Linked DNA regions of Mus musculus: region 2 is linked to region 1. Evidence: chromatin contacts called from ENCODE POLR2A ChIA-PET data. All regions are on one chromosome and are shown on one strand. The core of a region is the stretch at or near the end of the contact, and the rest is flanking DNA. Distances in the headings are between cores, read along the strand shown.

The links. ChIA-PET counts read pairs that join two places held with the same protein, here RNA polymerase II (POLR2A).
Region 2: POLR2A ChIA-PET joins it to region 1 with 61 read pairs in Patski. The contact joins the enhancer-like site here to the promoter of Trmt10a in region 1. POLR2A ChIA-PET finds 5 or more read pairs at or near these places in 2 of 5 experiments (Patski and embryonic stem cell).

What each region holds. Positions count from the first base shown.
Region 1 is chr3:138,139,662-138,145,825 of GRCm38, forward strand. Trmt10a (tRNA methyltransferase 10A) reads left to right here and starts at 3,787. Exons shown (of 8, transcript NM_175389.5): 1 at 3,787-3,935. It also overlaps a transcript of Mttp not described here.
Region 2 is chr3:138,025,106-138,031,759 of GRCm38, forward strand. No RefSeq gene overlaps it. Among named protein-coding and RNA genes, the nearest start is that of 1110002E22Rik, 34 kb to the right of the region's middle. Within about 2 kb of position 1,391, at least 1 of the 3 ENCODE cell types and tissues checked has a DNase peak (open chromatin) inside an H3K27ac peak, as active enhancers do.

The DNA of each region.
Region 1 (6,164 bases), core at 2,537-5,036:
TGAGTAGCCTGCCCTGCCACAGGAGGCCATGATGAAGTCCCAGCCTTTGCTCTCATGGAGGGTCATGTCCACAGCCATGCAGCATCAGTGGTCTGTGTCGATGTCCTTGACTTATATTACCACCAAAAGACATGCAGACATCTCTGGGCTGGGCTGCTGCCTGGACCATGATGTCCATGGCCTGTGCAGAGTTGGCCTGGCCCCTCACCAGCAGCTTGGGAGAGGGGCCCTGCACCTCAACCGAGCAGCACGGTAGAGCTGGCCCAAGTGGCAAAGGCATGTGAGACAGCCTCGAGGTCGTGATAAGGAAAAAATCTGGCTGCAACCTTTGCCAGCTGGCTAAGATCAAAAATTCAGGTGACAGCAGATGCTGGCGAGGATGTGGAGAAAGAGGAACACTCCTCCATTGTTGGTGGGATTGCAAGCTTGTACAACCACTCTGGAAATCAGTCTGGCAGTTCCTCAGAAAATTGGACATAGTACTACTGGAGGATCCAGCAATACCTCTCCTGGGCATATATCCAGAAGATGTCCCAACCGGTAAGAAGGACACATGCTCCACTATGTTCATAGCAGCCTTATTTATAATAGCCAGAAGCTGGAAAGAACCCAGATGCCCCTCAACAGAGGAATGGATACAGAAAATGTGGTACATTTACACAATGGAGTACTACTCAGCTATTAAAAAGAATGAATTTATGAAATTCCTAGGCAAATGGATGGACCTGGAGGGCATCATCCTGAGTGAGGTAACCCAATCACAAAGGAACTCGTACAATATGTACTCACTGATAAGTGGATATTAGCCCAGAAACTTAGGATACACAAGATATAAGATACAATTTGCTAAACGCATGAAACTCAAGAAGAACGAAGACCAAAGTGTGGACACTTTGCCCCTTCCTAGAAATGGGAACAAAACACCCATGGAAGGAGTTACTAGACAAAGTTTGGAGCTGTGACGAAAGGATGGACCATCTAGTAATTGCCATATCCAGGGATCCATCCCATAATCAGCTTCCAAATGCTGACACCATTGCATACACTAGCAAGATTTTGCTGTAAGGACCCAGATATAGCTGTCTCTTGTGAGACTATGCCAGGGCCTAGCAAACACAGAAGTGGATGCTCACAGTCAGCTATTGGATGGGTCACATGGCCCCCAATGGAGGAGCTAGAGAAAGTACCCAAGGAGCTAAAGGGAACTGCAACCCTATAGGTGGAACAACAATATGAACTAACCAGTACCCTGGAGCTCTTGTCTCTAGCTGCATATGTATCAAAAGATGGCCTAGTCGGCCATCACTGGAAAGAGAGGCCCTTTGGACTTGCAAACTATATGCCCCAGTACAGGGGAATGCCAGGGCCAAAAAGGGGGAGTGGGTGGGTAGGGGATTGGGGGTGGGTGGGTATGGGGGACTTTTGGGATAGCATTGGAAATGTAAACGAGGACAATACCTAATTAAAAAAAAAAAACAATCAACCAGATTGACTTGGAACTTCGAGTGTCTGTGCAATGTTCACAATCGCACTTACAACCATGTGCTGTGTCCTAGAACTCTGATCTGCCAGTAGCCCTCTTCCTACTGTACAGTCTGCAGTCAAAGAGCTGGCTGCCAGCTCTATGAAATTGGCACACAGATATGATTTGTGTAGGATGTCCAATGTTTATTCGTGATTAAATTGCATAAACCTTAATTTTTCTATAAATGTTACTGCATACATTTAAGGCATAGGACATGACACTGTGAGCTACACATGACCAGGAGAAAGCCCACTATAGTGAAGCCACTTAACATGTCACATCGCTCACAGACAGCCAACTACTGTTTCCTTTGTGATGAAATCATCTAAAACCTACTTCATTAGTATGAAAATAATATACGGTTCGTAGGTTACACATTTACTCTCTCGTGTGTTTATCTTACACGTTACTTCACTCTTCTTCCTGATAACTGCTGCTTTATCCCCTAAACCCAAACCTGTGTCTAACTCATTTCGCAGCACAGCGACTCCTAAGCCCATCCATACTTAGGCAGACTCCCCAGACTCCGCAGATATTCAAATCCAAGCTTGCTATGTTTGCTTAAAATCCAGTTTTCTTCTAGTATTCTCTAAATTACCCAATTAATAGAATTATATTTCTACCACTGTTCACATTAGAAAGCTGGGTAGAGCCCTTCTTCCTTACTCCACCACTGCTCATCAATGTGTAAAACCTTCACGTTTGGCTCTTTGCTTTCACTGCCCCCAGCTTTGAAATTCTTCATTTAAAAAAATGTTTACTTTCCAAGATGGAGCAAAATTACAAAATCTCCGACACTATGTGCTCAAGAAACATTCATGTCTTCCTTTCTATCTACAGGCATCTTAAGTATGTATTCACTTCTGGATCCTCTACTTCTTTGATGGAGACAATCATTTAGTCATTGCTGTACAAAATCCTAAGCCAAAGACAATGAACTGTCAACTGTGTTAAACAAGCCTGAGTTTTATAAATCAATGACTTCCTTACATCACAGGACTTTATCTTAAACTTTTATATGCTTCTTTGGCTAAACTGCAGTTTTTACTCGTACCTTTTTTTTTTTTTTTTTTTCATACTTTGGATTGATTCTGCAACCATGAGATCAAATAACCAAGTCAAATTTGGTCACATCATAAAAATGAGGATTTTTCTCCTAACTTAAAAACTCTTTTAGATATCAAGGATGCTAGGCATTACCTCTAAAACTGTACCGTTATTTTAAAGACAGATCCCATAAGGGCAACAGAACAGCTGCTGAAAGATCTGGCACACCACTCTGCCAGCCTGAATTTAATGACCTACATGTGAAGGGCTCCATATCCAGTTACTAACCCTCCCTCAGCTACTCTCTGCCCTGATACGGAGGCAGCCGAAAAAAGATGCCCTACTAACAGCTCATAAGTGGATTCACATTTTACTGCCAATGTTCAGTTAACAGAAATCTCTAAGATTTGAGAGATCCACAACACAGAGCATGTGATCCACATCTTTTTCCAAATAAAAACAGAGTTTAAAAAAGATCTCCCCCACACACTAAATTCAGAGACGATTCAGTTCATTTAAGAGCCTGTAACAAGTTCAAAAGGTCAAGCAACAAGAAAAATCTAATGATGGGTCTTTATTTGAAAAATAGTTTTTTATCTGCAAATTCTACAGATTCATCCATCAGAAAAGCCAAATTAAAACAAAACAACTACAAAAAGACCAACCTACCCAACTGTTTGGTTTTTCTTTTTCCCTCGGTTGACTTGGTCTATATTTAGCAAAAAGATTATATAAGGTCAAGTATTTACAAACGATGAAATATCACTAGTGTTTTGCAAAACAGCATAAACAAAACCTCAAAGGATGGACTGTAAAGTATTATGTTTTACTAAGGACATAAAAAGAAAACTTTAAAATTCCTAAGTTCGATGAATTTCTATTAAAAATTTCAGTTTACAATTTTTTCACTTATGAAAGACCATTGGTAACTTTCTTACATAAATTAGAAGTACGTTGGGCAATACTAGATCATCCTCTCAACGCAGAAAAAAATAAGAGCATTTCGTCTGTTTCGCATTTCAATTTCTTTCAGTGGGGCGATCTTCGCCTCGAGACCCGAGCTTACACAGGCCTGTGGGTAGAAATGCAACGCTTGACCGGGAAAAACGCCTCGCGGTAGCCACTAACCATTCCCGCAAAACCCAGGCCCAGACCCCGCCCCCTACAGGCTCCTCCTCTTTCTCCGGTTTGGAGTTAGCGCAGTCCGATGACGTAAGCCGTAAGTGCCGTAACCGGGCGCGCAACCACCGCCTCTGCCTCTGGGAGTTGAAGTTTCTGAAGGAGGACGACCGCGTGGAGCCGAGAACACTTCAGAAAGGCTTTCTAACCGCACCCCGGCGTTCCCCACCGGCCCCGCGGCACGGTAAATATGGCACTGCGGCTGTCGTGCCCCTGCCCGTTGGTATCCTTTCGGATGCCAAAGGAGCGTGAGCTACCCTAGCCTCCGCTGCAACCAAGGCTTCCGGAGTAGAGGGTGAGGGCCTGGGAAGTAGTTGCCGGTTTGCGGAGGAAGTGGCGTCAGGTGTGCGTTTTCCACGCCCCTCGCCACTCACGTGCCGTCTTCCAGAGTCGTGATTGGTCAGCTGCGGTTCGTTCGCGGGCGCAGGGCCCCGCTCGGGGCGTGCGCGCGCCCGGTTGTCGCCGCGGTGTGCGCTCCGGGTTTCTGTTGTTTAGGAGAGTCCCTACCGGAAGTGTGGCAGAAAGGAGCCATGTGGAGTCTCAGGGTAGCTTGTCGCAACGCTGCGTTGCGCCTAGAGGGCAGGCGAGCCGTTTTCCCTTCTTTTCCTCTTTTTCCTTCCCTGGGTCAGGCCGTCGCATGTAAGGGCGCCGAGGGGCAGTTGCTGCCCAGGCGGCTCGGCCTCGTGGTCAGCTGAGGATGAGGTTAAGATGGACGCGTTACCGGTTGCCACTGAAATATTTTGTGTTTAAAATGTGGTTGCGTGTCCGGAGATGTAAAATTACTCATTTAAAAAAAAAAAAAAAAAAAAGCTCTCCTGAGATTCCCTCCCAAGCCAGAACTCAAGCCAAAGGGACTTTGACAACTGAACAAAGGGCTATTGCTACTGCGGTACAGACCAACGCGTTTAAAAATAAAAAAAAATAAAATAACATAAAAATACCCTGAAGTAGGCATGTATTGATTTTAGAGTTACCGAAAAGAAAGCTTAAAGACTACGAGGGCCGTTTTAGTCGATTTGATAACAGCCGGGTTTTTGTCTTTGGCATTAAGTGACGTATGCTCTTCCCCACACCAGATAGTCTTTGTCAGTATTACTCAGTTTTGAGTTTTGTAATCCTGTCTGATAACTTATATCCAAGAATTAACCATCCAGGTTTTTTCTTTTTAAGATATGCTAAAGTAAAGTCTCAGAGTTGTTTTATCTTTCTGTAAAATGTTCTTAAATACTTGTTAGACTTGGATTAGTGGATTAAAATGTGCTTTAAGCATCACTGCTGGTCTGGGAGAAGCCTCAGACTCGCTGCCATAGAGATTCACCTCGTGACCCAAACTAAAGCCGTGTGTTCAAAAGTGCCGTGTTTTACATAATGCATCAAATTCTTACTCTATTACTTAGTAGACAGTCGGAGCGGAAGCTATCTTGGTGAAGTCTAGACAAAACAAGACAGCCAGCTAGTATTTTATCTGCATTCATGTATTTTATAAAATGAAACATATTTCATGTGTTGTTCAGTAGTCTGGCTTATTTAATCAAAGCTTAGGAAACACCCAGTACAGTGTTTCAAGAATTGATAAAACACATTAATGTTAGGACAAGCTCACGATAGGCTGCTCAAAGATGTTACTATTCTGTGATAGGTCAAGTTAAATTTAACTGGAGACATTTTAGATGTGAAAGACAAAGGCTCCCCCTGGTGTCAGAGAGCTGTAAAACACGGCTTTTGTAATTCTCACAGTTAAGGCAGCTCAACACTTCAAAATTTTGAACATAGAGAAACTACTGAAAAGTATTGCCACGGATAAATATTGCTTTGTTTCATAGGAATTTAGTACTAGAGACCAGAGGAGTTAGTAACTTTGAAATTACTCTCTTCGTTTTCTTTTAGAATTCTATGAAATCCCATATCTACTCAAGTTATCCTCTCGGTTTGGAATAAGTCAACTGAGTTTCAAGTTTCAGAGCTGTGCTCTCTTGAAAATATGTTTCATAAAATGTTTTCCTGTTAATTTCAATTTTGCTTTTAAGTTTGCATTACTGAGTCTTGTTTTTTCCACTATTCATGCCTTTGGGCATATACATTTTTGAGTTTTATTTAATGCCTTTAGAGCCATCTGTCAACAGTGTGCAGTAGCACTCTCCCTTCAGAATTCCCCCATCCTCAGGGTTTTAGGTTACTGGGAAGTTTTGGTGTTGGATCTGGGTTTGAGTAATAATACACAATTTCATCCCTTTAATCAGTATATTCTCTCTGCTAGATTTGTTTGAGATGCTTTTTTTCATAGGAATTTAGTACTAGAGACCAGAGGAGTTAGTAACTTTGAAATTACTCTCTTCATTTTCTTTTAGACTCCTATGAAATCCCTTATCTACTCAGTTATCCTCTCAGTTTGGAATAAGTCAACTGAGTTTCA
Region 2 (6,654 bases), core at 141-2,640, 120 kb before region 1:
ATTTTTCATGTTTTCTCCTTGAAACAAATGGTGGATACCTTTAAGAATAATACACATGACAAAACAAAGTAAACATTGTCTCTAAACGACACAAACACTGTATCCATGCATAGCTTTCTAGATGCAATGCTAATTCTTCATCTCAACCTGGCCAAAAAACAAAACAAAACAAAACAAAACAAAAAAAAACCCAAACCAAAACAAAACAATAGGCAGACATAAGATGCCTGCATGAGGAGAGAGATTAGAATTTTGCAACATGTAGGATAAGGGTTGGAAGGAAATATAATGTCAGTCTTTATTATTCTGTCCAATATGGGTAGGTTAAGGTGGGATTTATCTGACATCACTGTGAATGCTATTATCTCTAGCAAAATGAGGCTTGTGGGTTTCTGTATACATATGAATATTACATCTCTTCAAAAGCACTTGACACAAATTGAATGCTCTTCTGCTTTTCTTTCTGTTGCTCTGATGAAACACTGTGATCCAAAGCAGCTCTCAGTAGAACGGGTTTATTTGGTTTACAGGCCAGAATTTGTCCTGGTGTGATGTTAGGGCAGGAATTCAAGGCAGGAACCTGGAGGCAGGAACTGTTTAAGGAGCCCTGTTTGCTGACTACTCTCTGGCTCTCTGAGTTTTCTTATGCAGCACAGACCATCAGCCTGTGGTACTGCCCATTGTGGACTGGCCCTCTTGGTCCAACTCATAATCAAGACAATCCCCTCCCAGATATGCTCACAGGCCAATCTCACCTAGGCAATTTCCCAGACAAGGCTCTCTCCTCTCAGATGACTCTTGGTTGTGTCAAGTTGACAGTGAAAACTAACCAGGGCAAATACTAGGTTATTGAGTAGCTGGTTGCTTTTGGAGTATTGATCATTTTCTGACATTAGATGGCTTTCCCTTACTTGCTCATTATCTGTTAATACCACTAAGCTGTATGTTTCAAATGTCTTGGTTCTCTCCATACTCCCAATACCTATCCCAGTACTTGATATTTATTATAGTAAGGTGGTTGCACCATTTTTGAGTATGTAATAACACAAAATAGACAACCAAATGACTGGATATTTTATAGACAATTTCTACAACCAATAACCAACCCCCTTTCATCAACTCTTCTCTTCTCCTTTGCTCCTCCTCAGCCTTTCACCCAGTCCATCTCTTGGCCTCTCCGTGGCTTCAGCTCTCTGAAGGTTCACCCACAGCTTCATACACATGAAGTGAGGCAAGCATATTTCGGTCTCAGCGCTTTACCAACAACGGACGGTTTGGTTCTAATTGCAGTCACCTTTCACTGCAGTGAGCACGTCTGTCCTATTCGGCATATTTAGCACTGTGTTCTTCTGCACAGCGTGATCACTGGACAACAGGAAGTGCTGATGGAGTGGAGGAAAGCGCTTGCTTGGCAGCTATTTATAGCACTTTTGAGAACCGAGCTGCACAGGAGTCAGACTGCCTCCAAACCAATGATCTGTGTGCTAGCCAGGAGCCAGGAGCTTCTGGCAGCCCTACAGCACTGTCTTGTGAACAGCGCTTGCTGACTTGTGTTTCCTTGCCTTTCCCCAAAGTACAGGCTGGTTTCGCTCTCATAAAACCCATCATTTTACCCACTAGAATCCCATGAGTTAGATATAGCTTGATAAATTAACATTTCATTACTACATGCACGGTGACAGCTCATGAAATTTATTTTATTTGTTATTATTATTAAAATGAAAAGGATTTCACAAAATGCACCCACACTCTCCCCATATACAAATTTTTGCATAGTGATGAGATAATAGGATTAAAAAAAATTCAAGATCTAAGAACGGTGGCAGCTTTGACATTTAAGAACCAAGGAAGGAAATATTAGGAGTAGATATTTTATTTGTTAATGAAACTCTACCTTCCAGAGAGTTCTAAATGTGTACCCTTGGTGTAATGGACTTCAGGTTTTTTAGTATTAGTGTTTGTTAATCAATTATTAATGGTGAAACTGAATAACTATAACAGTACAACTTCTATAGGTTTGAAGCCTAGTGTCTGAAAACCGAAAAGGTTTTCTATTCGCCCTTGCAACACCCCACTTATCAACAAAATCCAACCCCATGATGCAAGGATGCTAATTATCCTTTTCTGTCTATGCACTTTGCTGTGGAATTCCTAACATGTCTGATTTGAGGTTGTTTGGACTTAGATTCAGGAACATGTGAGACTAATAATCCCAAAGTTCTCCACTAGGTATCACATATGCATACGTAAATATTTAGTTGCAAGGTACCTACTGGCAAGAGATCCCAACCTCCCTATTTTATGAATGGGGACTCTATGTCCAGAAAAATATAGTGACCTGCCAAAGGTCTTACTGCTCGGTTAGTAGCAAGGATAGAAATAGACTCAGTTCCAGGGTTCTCAGGCTCCAGCTTCTCACAGGCATTCTCTGCCTCTGCCTTTTCCTGGCCTCCCTATGAACCCCCCCCCCCCACATCCACACCCACCACAAGGTCAGTTACCATAGGATTCTCCTCTGTCTTCTTAGGCACCGTTTCAAATCTAACACCGCAACGTCCTTGGCTTTCACCTTCAGTTTGGATTCAATCTTTGGGCAGTTTTTCTAAGCAACACCCAGAATACATATTATGTCTCCACAAGACTTGGCAATTCACCGTGGTAAAAAGAGTGAGTCACCAATTTTCAGTCAGAGAGGAACAACATCTTTCAGGGAAGAGATGGTTGGAGCTGTTTTCAGATGGCATAGCCTGAGATATGCTACTGTCATACTGTGAACTGAGGCCAGAGACTACCAAAGATCAGCTATGCAAGAAGAAGCCCAGGCCCACGTAGTCAATAGGGCTAACACCCAAAACACTGGGGCTAAATACACACCATTGTTCTCTTCAGAAGCTCTGTTCTCCCTAACTCAAGATGTTGGAAGAACACTTAGCTCAGTGGTCTGAAGACTTAGAGTCAAAAGACCAAAGCTCAGGCCCCACACTAACAACTTCCTGTGACCTTTGTAAAATCACTTAAGTATTTGCAGCTTCAGCTTGCTTATCTCTGAGATGTGGTGGGAGATAATTAGCCTGGTTCTTTCACCTGGCTGCAGTGAGCAGCAAAGGAGATAGTGAGCCCTGTAAAACATTACAGAAAAGCAAAGCTACAGCACTGCCTTTCTTAGTAGCACTGCCCTTTACCAAATGCAGACATTTATCAACATCCACCCTGGTCTCACCAAACAACAGGCTCTTTGAATTATCATCTGTCTCCATTTCTCTCTCTTTCTCTCTCTGATCCCTGTCTTTCTGTCTCTGTCTCTCTTTGTCTCTCTCTGTCTCTGTAGGTGTGTGTATATGTATGTGTGTGTGTGTGTGTGTGTGTGTGTGTGTGTGTGTGTGTGTGTTGCTGTGAATGGAATATAGATCCCCATGCACACTAGGTGAAACACTCTACCTCCAAGCTATTCCTCTAACTCCAGCCTACATATTCCAATTTTATTCCAGCCACTGAGTAAGAGAGCACAAGGCTGTGTGCTCTAACCAGGCTCAGCTCCTATCCCATCATTGTACAAATCCAGACTATAGACTTCCAACACTAATGCTTACGATGGGAGTGATTGAGGAGCAAAAACAAGGAAACAAACTAGACAAGACCTCCCTACATGAATTATGCAGAGATCTGAGTTTGCTTGTACTCTCTGAACTCTCACACAAAATGAACTGGATCATCCTAATGGGTTTTCCTATCCCTTCCTAGGGCCTTCGAGCACACTCTTTCAAGTTTTGCTTCACTTGACAGTCAACATTTAAAGCTTTGGGCTATAACACAGAGTGACAAAGTTTACTCTGCGAAATCACACATAAGGATGGACTGTACCCCTTTAACTGTTCCGAAAGACTAGGTTTTCTAGGAAAACCTCTTTCTAGTGCACAAAAAAATCCCGCATCTTCTGCTCTTTCTTTCATTGAGCTCCATCTAATGGCAACCCCGTGCTCTTCAATAGTGAGGGAGATTAGCTGCTTCCGATATCTGCATCCCCACCTCCATCCCCTATCCCCAGAGGTTGGGGTAGGTTGCTCCAAGCTTTCTCTGTAGTAGGGGTCCATCACCTGCTGCTTTAGGGTTTTACCACTCATTTCTGACTTCATTTCTGGGTGAAAAAGAAAAACGTGTGCTTTAGCTTAAACATACTGCAAAGCAAGCACACCTCTGTGTACCTGCTCCGAGTTGCAACCGTCAGGGCTTGGAGCCATCCAACCCTTCTCACTGTTGTCAGACAAGAACACAGGATTGAGAATGGTGTGGCCAGAAGGCCTGGCTAGCAGCCCCTTACTGCGCTGCTTTGTAACAGTGAAGCAAGGTGTGAGTCTACAGAAAAGACACGCTGTAGTGGACACGCATTTCCAGAGGGAAATAGCAAGAGCCAAGTCATGATGGCTCATTATGGTTACTCTGTTTCTCAGAGCTGACAGACCCAGAGTCCCTGCTTGGAGGCTGTCATCCAGGAGCTGCTGACTGCATGCTCTGCTGAGTCACTGGCCTTGGCAAGATGCGTTGGCTGAGACCCGGTAGGCAGGTGATGGACAGAGAAAACAGCTCTTTACACCACCCTGTTCTTTACCCTGCATCCCTTTCATAAGACTCACTTTTTATTTTAGTCCCTCCCCTCAAGTGATGGACAGAATAAAGCCTTCTAAATCAACTTGTTCTTTAAACTGTGTCTGCCTCATAAAACTCAACTGCCATTTTTTCCTCAATCTTTCTATATGGTTTCTTGATATGTGTTTATCTTTAAGTTTAGTGTGTGTGTGTGTGTGTACACACATGAGAGTGAGAGCACACTTGACACTGTGCAGGTCAAAGAACAATTGTTCAGGAGTCAGTCAGTTCGTTCCTTCCAGGGTCAGACCTGGGGATTGAACTCAGGTCACCAACCTTGTGCTGCAAGCGCTTTTTACCTACACAGACATCTTGCAGACTGGCCCTCAGTTCTGTTCCTTATATCTGAGCCAGTGTTGAAAGCACATTTATTCAGAGATGTCATAACCTAAAAATGAATACCTCGAAGTCCTATTCTCCGGTGTGACTCTAGAAAAAAAGATCTTTAAAGAGGTACACAATTAAATTAAATGAGGAGGTCGCTTAGGTAGGTCTAATCTGATAGGGTGTGTGGCCTTTTAGGGAGGGATTAAGATATAGGCAAGGATTCATAGAATATGACTATGTGAACAAAGAAAATCCACCCACCTGAGTCAGGCAGTTGTGACCATAGCTGACTCCAGGGAGGAGAGTCTTTGTTTCTTCCTTTCTCCACTCTTGCCCCACCCCCTCTAAGCACGAAGGCATATGAGTGTGTATGTAGAGAAACATACCTTCCCCCACACCCCCACACCCCTGCCTGGGAATATTTATACCCTCCATCAGTACTAGTTTGGGAAAGTTAACCCAGTACCAGAAATGACATAATTCAGAATTAAATGAGCAGGACCCATCCCAGGCACCTGGTCCCACATCCCTGACAAGTGCACCACACTAGGGTGTCCGTGCAGTCAGATGAACTCAGCTGCCAACTGAGGTGGGCTCCTTCAGGAAGCTGCGCCAACTCCCACCTTGTGTCTTTACATCAACTTCCCTAATTGGAAAGATCTTCCATCCTGACTGAGCCAGTAGACATTTCCGCTGAGAGGCTGTGAAGTGACACTTCCGGAAGCAGCTGTTTGCCACCCAGAACACCCCTTGGAGCAGCTGGAGGGCCCTTTGTTGTCTCTTTGTTCTTCAGCCGGTGTCCCTTCCTATAGAGGGATGTCTGGCTAAGGTTACACAGGACCGGTGCTAGAACCTTCACTCTTCTCAGCAAAGGTGAATGAGTATCACAATACCTTGCATGAAAGAGTTGTTCTAAGGGCAAGGACGCCTCTAGAAAGGGAGCAGAAAAATGCACTTGCAGGGCTGGAGACATGGCTCTATATATTTGCCTAGCCTGTGGGATACCCTGGGGTCAGTGCCTAGCATTGCATAAATCAAGAATGGTGGTATGTGCACCTGCAATCCTAACACTTGGGAGGTGGACAGAGGATAGAAGTTCAAGGCCATCCTTGGCTACACAGCAAGTTTGAGGCAGTCTACACTATAGGGCTCTATCTATCTATCTATCTATCTATCTATCATCTCAAAAGCAATTGTAAATCTCTATTTCAATTCATTTAGCATCATCTCTCTTCCTTAAACCACAAAGGTATCTCCTCTACTGACTGATTTTTGGATCTTGTCTATAATGTGCTTATTAACAAGGAAATTCTTACCCTGGGTCACATCTCCCCTAAGGCAGTAGAATGGCTGTGTTCTCTGCGTGGAACTGGGCTGTCTTGACTCTAAGCATCAGAGTGTTATTTAGAAGTGTGATAACATTGGAAAACTAGCTCTTAAAAGCCCCTCCTGGATCCCTTCACAGAACACAGGTTCCAGTGGGATTCCTCAGACACCAGCTCCCTCAGGGCCAACACCCATATCTTACCTCATACCTCATGGCAATAATGTGGGCTCAGAATCCTCTTCCTTCCCTGAAATAGAGCAAGGTGTGTTTCCTCCATTCTTTCTATTCTTCCACCCACTGGTATAGAAATAAAGGCTCAGGATATGATACATCAGTGTTTAAGCCCTGGCATTCCT